2 separate regions of the Homo sapiens genome follow, and region 2 is linked to region 1. The links are chromatin contacts, found by Hi-C or POLR2A ChIA-PET in ENCODE. All regions are on one chromosome and are shown on one strand. The core of a region is the stretch at or near the end of the contact, and the rest is flanking DNA. Distances in the headings are between cores, read along the strand shown. Region 1 overlaps CCDC66 (coiled-coil domain containing 66). Region 2 has its middle 15 kb from the start of ARHGEF3-AS1.

Region 1 (4,807 bases), core at 1,560-4,059:
CAAAGGGCTACTATCCAGAATGCCTAAGAAACTCAAACTAAACACACACACACACCAAAAATCCAAATAATTCCATTAAAAAGTGGGCAAAGAACATTAATAAACATTTTTCTAAAGAAGACATATAAATGGCAAACAGGTACATGAAAAAATGCTCAACATTACTAATCACAGAAATGCAAATCAAACCCATAATGAGATATCATATCGCCTCAGTTAGAATGGCTATTACTAAAAAGACAAAAATGCTGGGCCCGGTGGCTCATGCCTGTAATCCCAGCACTCTGGGAGGCTGAGGTTGGAGGACTGTTTGAGGCAAGGAGCTCGAAACCAGTCTGGTCAACATAGTGAGACTGTGTCTCTATAAAAGAAAAAAATTAACATTAGCCTGACATGGTGGCGCATGCTTGTAATATCAGCTACTGGGGAGGCTCGGGCAGCAGGATTGCTTGAGCCCAGGGGTATGAGGCTACAGTGAGCCATGATTATGCCACTGCATACCAGACTGCGCAGCAGAGCAAGACCCTGTCTCAAAAACAAGCAAACAAACAAACATACCAAAAGACAAAAACTAACAGATACTGCCAAGGAAGCGGAGAAAAGGGAATCCTTATACATTGTTAGTGGGAATGTAAATAAATACAGTCACTATGGAAAACAGTATGGAGACGTCTCAAAAAACTAAAAATGGAACTACCATATGATCCAGCATTCCCAGTACTGGATATTTATCGAAAGAACATGAAATCTGTATATCAAAAGGAAACCTGCACTCTTGTGCTAACTGTAGCACTATTTACAATCTGAGTGTCCATTGATGAACAAATAGATAAACAAAATGTGGTATATACACAATGGGATACTATTTGGCCATAAAGAAAGAATAGAATCTTGTCATTTACAGCAACACAGATGGGACTGGACGTCATTATGTTAAGTGAAATAAGCCAGGTATATAAAGATAAACATCACATGTTCCCACTCATATGTGGGAGCTAAAAAAGTAGGTCTCAACGAGCTAAAGAATGGAATGATAGGTATCAAAGGCTGGGAAGGGTGTGTGTGAGGGTGGTAGTGATCAAGAGAGGTAGGTTAATGGGTACAAACATATGGTTAGATGAAAGGAATAAGTTCTAATGTTTGATAGCAATAGTAAGGTGACTATGGTCAGCAACAATGTATTATATATTTCAAATTGGCTAGTAAACTTGAAATGTTCCCAACACAGAAATGATAAATACTCAAGGTGATAGATACCAGAATACTCTGGCTGAATCATTACGCATTCTACATATATAACAAAATATCATATGTATCCTATAAATATATAAAACATTATATATCAATTTTTAAAATCCATGAAGCATTAGTTTGGTGACTGTAGAAATAAGTTTTTATCAGCATACTGAAAGTATTATTTATATAAGTGAAGTGGAAATGTCAAATTTCCAATGCATTTCTCCCATCTCCCATTTGTACTGTCAAGTTCTACATGCCTTTTCTTCAACCCTAGGAGGGCTACTGGAGGAAATGGTATTAAAAAAAACTGAAGAAATAATCTCAGTGCTTAGCATAGTGCCTGTTAAGTAGCAGATGCTCTGCAAATGTCTGCTCACTGACTAAGCATAACATTAATGATGCCAAATTCATATATCAAAGGATTTGAAGAATTATGCAGATATTAAAGTCCCTTTAGCATTAGGCTAAAATCAGGACAGGAAGTTTTAATTTTAATTTTAGCCTCCTTTCTTATATTATGCATTAGATTTCTTTTTTTTTTTTGAGATGGAGTCTCACTCTGTCGCCCAGGCTGGAGTGCAGTAGCACAATCTCAGCTCACTGCAAGCTCTGCCTCCCAGGTTCATGCCATTCTCCCACCTCAGCCTCCCGAGTAGCTGGGGACTACAGGCGCCTGCCACCACGCCCAGCTAATTTTTTGTATTTTTAGTAGAGACGGGGTTTCACCATTCACAGGATGGTCTTGATCTCCTGACCTCGTGATCTGCCCACTCAGCCTCCCAAAGTGCTGGGATTACAGGCGTGAGCCACCGTGCCCGGCCATTATGCATTAGATTTCTTAGTCATAATTCTAGTTCAATCCCTATTCAAAGAATGAATTCTCATCTTAAACAGAACTCAGGAGAAATAAATTGATGAAAAAAAAAAAAACCAGTACTAACCTAAGACAACACAAATTCACATATACAACTTAATATATTAAAGACCTTCTGTACTGGAAGGCAGGTGGCTGTAGCATTTGATAAGCTAATTCTAATATTACAATGCCAGTTGTGGTAGGGATTGGATTCGTGACACAACTGGACAGGACCTATGCTGTAAAGTTTACATCAGAATTTAAATTTCCATTTACTTAGGTATATGTTCACCATGACTGTTACTTATTAAGGTAAAGAACAATGTTTAACAATGCAATACCTGATGCTCTAATTGTTTTTGTCGTCGTCTGTCTCGTTCCTCAATCTGAGCTGGGTCCAAGAGAGCAGTCATAGAACGGAGAAAGCTGGCAAGATACATACATTAGCTATTCAAAACCTCAAAAAGGTAGATTCAACAAGCTAAATCATTTTTGTTTGGGATAAATCTACTAATTATTTCTATTTCAAAGACAAATACCAAACCTGAAACCAATTAGACATAACAACAGTCTTACTAAAGCACACAGACTTTCTGAAAAGTCAATAAATACATAAGCATGAACTTACTTTGTTTTCTTACTGTTTGCCATAACCACATCCTTAATAGGTTTTGCTATATGCTCCTCCTCTGAAGGTTCAACCTGGCTTCCGGTTGTAGGTGTACAAACACTGCTGACATCAGCCAGCTCCTGAGTGTCAGGAGAGACACAGAAGTACTCAGGTTGTTTGTGTGTTGACTGAGAGAACAGCTGAGATTGAGAACCAGGATAACTCTTTAATGAATCAAAGTGCATTGCCCATCTGTCATGTTCCTCACCCTAATGATGACAAATAAGAATTGCTAAGAATTTTTCCAATTATTCTCATATATAATTCTAAATGACAACCAAAGATGATTTCTAAAAGTCACCTTAGAGCAGAATAAGCATCATAAAAATTAACAAGACTGTACTGTTTAGAGTCCTTATACATATAGATCACTAGCTTTGAAAATTTGAGAAATTCAAAGAATTAGGAAATTTCTAAAAAGTTGTAAGAAGCTATGCAACATCACATAATGCATTCAATGAAACAGGTTCACATGGGCAAATGTGGAATAAATGGAATATTCTGGTCTTGTCAAGAGTTTCAGAATACTTCTAGTTTTAATTGATTAAAGACTTTGATTTTATTTTTTCTTTTATAGCCACAAAACCTCATAAGTTACCTTTGAATATATAATTTTTTCCTCTATTTTTCTTTGACGGTCATCTTCTATTTGCTTATTCAACTCTTCAATCCATTTTCTTTGCAGTTCTTGTTTCACAGCACTGAAAGGGTGCTCCAGCAGTACTGTTTCCTAAACAACAGCCATAAAAGCCATCTAAAGTTCAGTTCTCTTTTTCTAATCACTTAATATGTGCAAATCTTGCCAAAGTAACATACAGATTTAATCCACTGAGGCATTTATCTGTAAGAGGAGCAATAACTTCAAACGAATTTGAATTCAAAGAATTAAGTAGATATATTCTGATTCTCAGAATCATATTTTAAATATACTAGATCAGAGATATATAATAAGATATCTAAGTGTAAGGGAAGGGAATTTTCTAATGAAAAACAGAAAATTCTTTCTCCAAAACAATTAAAAGACTTTCAAAATTCAGCTGGATGCAGCAGCTCATGACTATAATCCCAGCATGTTGGGAGGCTGACATGGGCAGATCACTTGAGCCCAGGAGTTCAAGGCCAGCCCCTGGCCAACATGGCAAAATCTCATCTCTACTGAAAAAAAAAAAAAAAATTAGCCAGCTGTGGTGGTGCATGTCTGTAATCCCAGCTACTTGAGAGGCTGAGACACAAATCACTTGAACCCGGGAGGTGGAGGTTGTAGTGAGCTGAAATCATGCCACTGCACTCCAGCATGGGCAACAGAGTGAGACCCTGTCTCAAAAATATTGTTTTTCAAAATTCTAAGTCTCTTTTAGAGGCTGAAAGAGTTATTAATTTAAAACAGATGAATATTGTTTTACATTTGGCTTTGGAATACAACATTTGGAATATTGTCTTTGGACCAAGAACAAGGAGAATATAGAAAGATGTGTGAGAGCAAGAGACTTTCCCTATTGAATCATGTCTCTCTCTAGGAGAACCTCTGTCTTCTAGGTTTCTGCTACTACAGCTCTATCACAGCCTATGATGTTTCAATAACAAAAATATACTGTGTCCAGAACGAGTCTTTGAATCTTAAGGAAAAAGTAAAAAATGAAAACAGTAGCATAAAAGTTTGCTGCCACTTTAATTGATGAGTTTAGGATACTCTTTTAAAAAAGGAAAAAAATATATTCTACTCAAATTCTTCTGAAATGCAACAGGCAAACAACAAAACATTTCATTACATGAAATAACTACAAGACATAATTAAGAAAAACTGTTTGACAGAATCCTACAATGACGATATACCTCACAATGTTACTTTCTTCCCTTGTTTTTACCAGAAAAGATCACAAAGCTCATAGTTTACAACTCACTGTTTTGATCAGAAGAAATATTTATACAAAAAGTAAAGATCCTTCTATCTCAGGTCCTCCTACATTCTAACCAGATTAAAAACCATCCAACTTATTTAAGTCTAAAACAATCACTTCAAAAGGAACATTATCTTTAGGTAA
Region 2 (4,883 bases), core at 1,744-4,243, 330 kb before region 1:
CTGGCTTGGCATTTCCAGACCTCTGGGGCTGCACACTTAACACAGCATTCCCTGGGGCCTGTTACTAAGTATGAGTCCCTCTCAGCCTCAAAGGGTCATTCTGGGGACTCCTCCCACCCCTCCCGGGGTATTCATCCAACCCAGGAGGCTCTTTGTGGCTCAACCACACACATTCTTTTAAAAAATAAAAATCAGCTTTTCATTTTAATGATGACACAACCCAGAGGTGAGGTTCTTGTTATCACACTGGGGGAATCTGGGTGATTGGAGTTGTAAAATCAAGTAGCTGGGGAATTCCTTGTTTTCTCCATAAATTATCCATGTGAGAGCTCTGTGTAATTTCACATTACAGGAGGGAATGGCTGTGTTTAACTCCTTCTGTTGGAAGGGCAGACTTATTTCACTTCTTACTCAGCCAGGAGAGGGAGTTGGAAAGCATAGAAATGGAACTTCTTGTTATTACAATTCCTGGCTTTCAGCAAATATATTTATGTTTGTGTACTTTAAAAATACATAGGAAAAGCATCTGACTAGTACTGTATTCTATGGCCATGGCCACTGTTCTTGACAAAAAGAATTTCTATCTGGTCATGCAGCTGTTCTGGCTGAGAAACTTGCCCTGGTTCCCCATTTCCTGCAGGGTGGAGTTGGAACTCCTTCCTTGGCTCCAAGCATCTCATCCCTGGCCTTCGCATCCTGTCCCTTCCATAGACCCCTTGACTGTCTCCTCGCCTCCTGAATGAACTTTGCTGTTCCCACTTCTCACCTTTGCGCTGACCCCCCTCTCCTCAGCCTGGCAACTCCTATACATCACTGACAACCAGCTGGAATGGCACTGTCATTGGGGAGACCCTGAGAATGGTCCCTGGCTTCTTCCTCTGCAGCCTAGTGCTTCGAGGCTGTGGGAACCAGCAGGTTGAGCAGTGAGCATTGTGTACAGGTCTGCGTCTCCTCTGGCCTGTGAGCTTCTGAGGTATTTTTGCATGCCTGATGCTTTGAACACAGAGCTGGGCACATTTCTGTTGAACAAAGGAAGCTGGTCTCATCTTTACACATGTCAGTCTGCATTTCTTCCCCAAGAAGGGTTTTTGGGTGATGGGTAGAATACCAGGTGGGAGATTGGACCACCAGCCTCCAGGCTCCATGAGAGCCAGGCTGTCCTGTGGCTTTGGTGCCTGCACTGTGGCCAGTGTGTATTCAGTCACTGCCTGAATGAGTATTGTGGTAAGAACCTGTGCTGCAGGCCTAGACTCCAGTCCTTATTCCATTACTGCCAAGCTTGGCACATTGGACAACTTTTTTTAACCCTTCTGAGCCTCTTTCCTCATCTATAAACTAGGGATAATAAAAGTACTTATCTCATAGGGTGGTCATAGAATTAAATTAGCTTAGCCTACCATCTGACACATAGCAAGCCCCCAGTCAATGGTGGTTCGTATTGTTGTTAATAATGAAGTGGATTGGTTACAGGATGTGATAAGTAGTGGGAAGGAAATCAGTAGGGTATCATGATAGAGAATAACGATGGTGGGGTATAAGGCATGGTCCTATAGACAGCCTGGTCAGGGAAGCCTCCTGTGAGCTGAACTTGAGTGATGACACAGCTGAGTTAAGCAGAAAATGAATTTATTACAGTGTCTAGGGTAGCTCAGAGAATTTCGGAAGGACCAGGGAAACAGGGACAACTCCAAATTATACCACCAAACAGTTATTGTAAAGACACTATTGCTACCACTGCTGGGTAGGTGTAGACGCCATGGCTTGCACCACCAATGCTGGTTGTAGGCTGTGGCTACCCAGTCTACCCTTACTCTGCCTCTGCAAGCTGCCACCACCCTCGCAGAATGGGGTCTGCAGCGGCCCTGCCGCTTTGCATCCCAGCACATGATTGGCTGAGCCTGCTCATGTTCTCATGCTGTGGCTGCAAGGGAGGCTGGGAAGCAAGTGTATGGCACTCTCATCTCCTCTGGTAGAATGTGGGCTCTGGTTCCTGAGTTGGGGAATTCCCCAAAGCTAGCCAGGTAGGGGGTTCAGCTGCAGGAGACTCAAAGGGTGACCCTTATGTCAGAGGCATGTGAACAAGAGCAACTCCATCTTGAATAGGAGCTGGGTAGCATGAGGCTGAGACCTACTGGGCTGCATTCCCAGACAGTTAAGGCATTCTAAGTCACAAGATGAGATAGGAGGTCAGCACAAGATACAGGTCATAAAGACCTTGCTGATAAAACAGGTTGCAGTAAAGAATCTGGCTAAATCCCACCAAAACCAAGATGGCAACGAGAGTGACCTCTGGTCATTCTCACTGCTACACTCCCACCAGTGCCATGACAGTTTACAAACGCCTTGGCAACGTCAGGAAGTTACCCTATATGTTCTATAAAGGGGAGGCATGAATCATCCACCTCTTGTTTAACATATAATCAAGAAATAACTGTAAAAATGGGCAACCGTCTATGGAGTAGCCATTCTTTTATTCCTTTACTTTCCTAATAAACTTGCTTTCACTTTACTCTCTGGACTTGCCCTGAATTCTTTCTTGCATGAGATCCCAGAACCCTATCTTGGGGTCTGGATCAGGACCCCTTTCCTGTAACACAGAGACTCATGGAGTAAGGAACACGTAGTGTCGCTGGGCCTCAGCAGCTTTCATCTAATAGGCAGTGGTGCTTTAAGAAAGGCCTGACTGCTTTCCTCTTAGACAATGATTTTTTTAAAAAGAGTGCTGAATTTGGAAGCAACTAGTTCTCAATGTGATGAGAGGCTAGGAACTATTTTTTACACATCATTTAGTTTGTGCAGGTGTGGGGTAGCATGTTTCTCCCCTGTTTATCACAGACTTGCATTCCTGTTGGAAATGCCCTAGCCATTGTCAATGCTTATAATTGCTTCTTGTTACAGCCACGTGGGGCTTATTGTCCATGATTTTGTTGCAAAGTTTATTGTTTATCTTATACGGTCTCCAGGAAGCTGCATGCGGAAATCTCTCAGCCTTACCAGGAAGTCTGACTTAAAGGGACAGCCTCCAGGGCAGAGCCCTAACTGGGAGGAGGTGCTGAGCTTCCAACCAGGACCAGTTACCTTGGGTGAGAGTTGGAAGCCCTTTCCACCTGTCTCATTTGGTTTGCTATTTTCCAGTGTTTTGGTGATTCCTTTCTGATTCTGAATTAAGGGAGAAAAAGTGGCAATACCAATTCTTCATGTACACATGAACACACCCAAAACATAACAAAACAAAAAACCACTTTCACTGGTGTTTAGGCAGAATGAACACTCTGAGTCATGGGACACACATGCTTTTAAATCTCTTGGTTTCTTGGGGGTATTTTCATAAAAGTCTTGAACTTTCTAGATGGATACAGGGATTTCAGGGAAGTCAGCATTGTAAGATTAAAAAAATAAATATGACTTAAGTTTTAACTATGCTCTCATTTTTTTTCTCTATTGGAAGGAAGAAGGGAAATGGGAAACTGCTAGTTTCTATTACCTTTTTCTTAGATGCCCAGTTGACAGTCAAATCAGGATAGAAAAATCAAACTCTGGATTTCAGATTTGGTACTGCTTTTCAATTTGCTAGGAGGAAAATTTGAACCAGTTTCCATCGTTACACCAAAAAATTTCCTCTTCTGTTTGAAAAAAAATAAATTATTACTGTGCCTTTGTCTTTTAAAAAATATTTTATTATGGAAAAATTAAAACCTATACAAAAATAGAAACAATAGTATGATGGCCCAAAGTTCCCATCATCCATTGTTCTGCTTCTTTTTTTGAGACGGAGTCTTGCTCTGTTGCCCAGGCTGGAGTGGCACGATCTTGGCTCACTGCAACCTCTGCCTCCTGGGTTCAAGTGATTCTCCTGTCCCAGCTTCCCGAGTAGCTGGTATTATAGGCACACGCCACCATGCCCAACTAATTTATATATATATATATATATATATATATATATATATATATATATATATATATTTAGTAGAGATGGGGTTTTGCCATTTTGGCCAAGCTGGTCTTGAACTCCTGACCTCAGCTGATCCTTCCGCCTACGCTTCCCAAAGTGTTGGGATTACAGGCGTGAGCCACTGCACCCAGGCTGTTCTGCTTTTAAATACATATGTCAGTTAGTATCCTACCATCCTCCCTGCAACCTGCTAGGGATAAAGGAGTCATTCCTGTTTTACAGATAAGGAAACTAAAGATCAAGGAAATTAAGAGTGACTTACCAGGTCATTCAACTAGTAAATGGCAGAGCCAAAAATCACAGAGCCCAAATATTAATTTATTGTTAACTATTCCAGCCAGATGGTTTTTCCCAGAAATTATCCCTAAAGAGTTATCTGAAGTCAAAATAATGGTGAGAAACTTTTTAATAAGAATGATTCTTGCTTTTGTTATATATTTTTAACTTGGAAATTCGGTGTGTCAAGCATTGTTTTTTGATCTAGGCAGATTACTTTTAAAAATCCTCCTGAGTATTCATGTAAGTGTCAGAAATACCCCTCCCTCCCACCCCCATATTCAGATTTTCCACTTCCAACCAACTTTGACAGTGCAATGCCAAATAGTAAGTCTCATTTCCAAGTAAGGAAGCCCTTTGGCTGATAGATATCAGCTAATCAGTTTTTAAACTTTTTTTTCTTCCTAAAAATTGTGCAGAGGTCAGTAACCCACAGACAGGAGTTTCACTTTTAACTGACAGTGTAAGGAAGGAGACTTGACAGTTTCTTGAAAAAGCTGCACCCAGGGTGTTTATGTTTCTAAGAAATAAACTGGATGAGCTTATTTGCAAGCGGCCCCTGTGTGCTTCATGCAGAAATTCTTCAGGTGGCCCTTGCTTCTTGTGTTAGTCAAGGAGGCAGAACCGCAGCGGCCAGGCCGGTGGCTGCTTCACA

The links. Hi-C counts contacts between places; a loop is a spot of excess contacts on that map. ChIA-PET counts read pairs that join two places held with the same protein, here RNA polymerase II (POLR2A). Pooled maps may share reads with other maps.
Region 2: a loop to region 1 is called in a map of naive thymus-derived CD4-positive, alpha-beta T cell, with 2.0 times the contacts of the local background. The contact joins two enhancer-like sites. A Hi-C loop is called at or near these places in 1 of 168 maps with a recorded cell type or tissue (naive thymus-derived CD4-positive, alpha-beta T cell) and 3 of 50 pooled maps. POLR2A ChIA-PET finds 5 or more read pairs at or near these places in 1 of 52 experiments (CD4-positive, alpha-beta T cell).

What each region holds. Positions count from the first base shown.
Region 1 is chr3:56,591,658-56,596,464 of GRCh38, reverse strand. It overlaps CCDC66 (coiled-coil domain containing 66), which reads right to left. Exons shown (of 18, transcript NM_001141947.3): 8 at 3,364-3,495; 9 at 2,724-2,974; 10 at 2,437-2,521. Among named protein-coding and RNA genes, the nearest start is that of CCDC66, 37 kb to the right of the region's middle. Within about 2 kb of position 2,809, at least 2 of the 41 ENCODE cell types and tissues checked have a DNase peak (open chromatin) inside an H3K27ac peak, as active enhancers do; they include CD4-positive, alpha-beta T cell, where a contact is called at or near this core.
Region 2 is chr3:56,922,106-56,926,988 of GRCh38, reverse strand. It overlaps a transcript of ARHGEF3 not described here. Among named protein-coding and RNA genes, the nearest start is that of ARHGEF3-AS1, 15 kb to the left of the region's middle. Within about 2 kb of position 2,993, at least 24 of the 41 ENCODE cell types and tissues checked have a DNase peak (open chromatin) inside an H3K27ac peak, as active enhancers do; they include CD4-positive, alpha-beta T cell, where a contact is called at or near this core.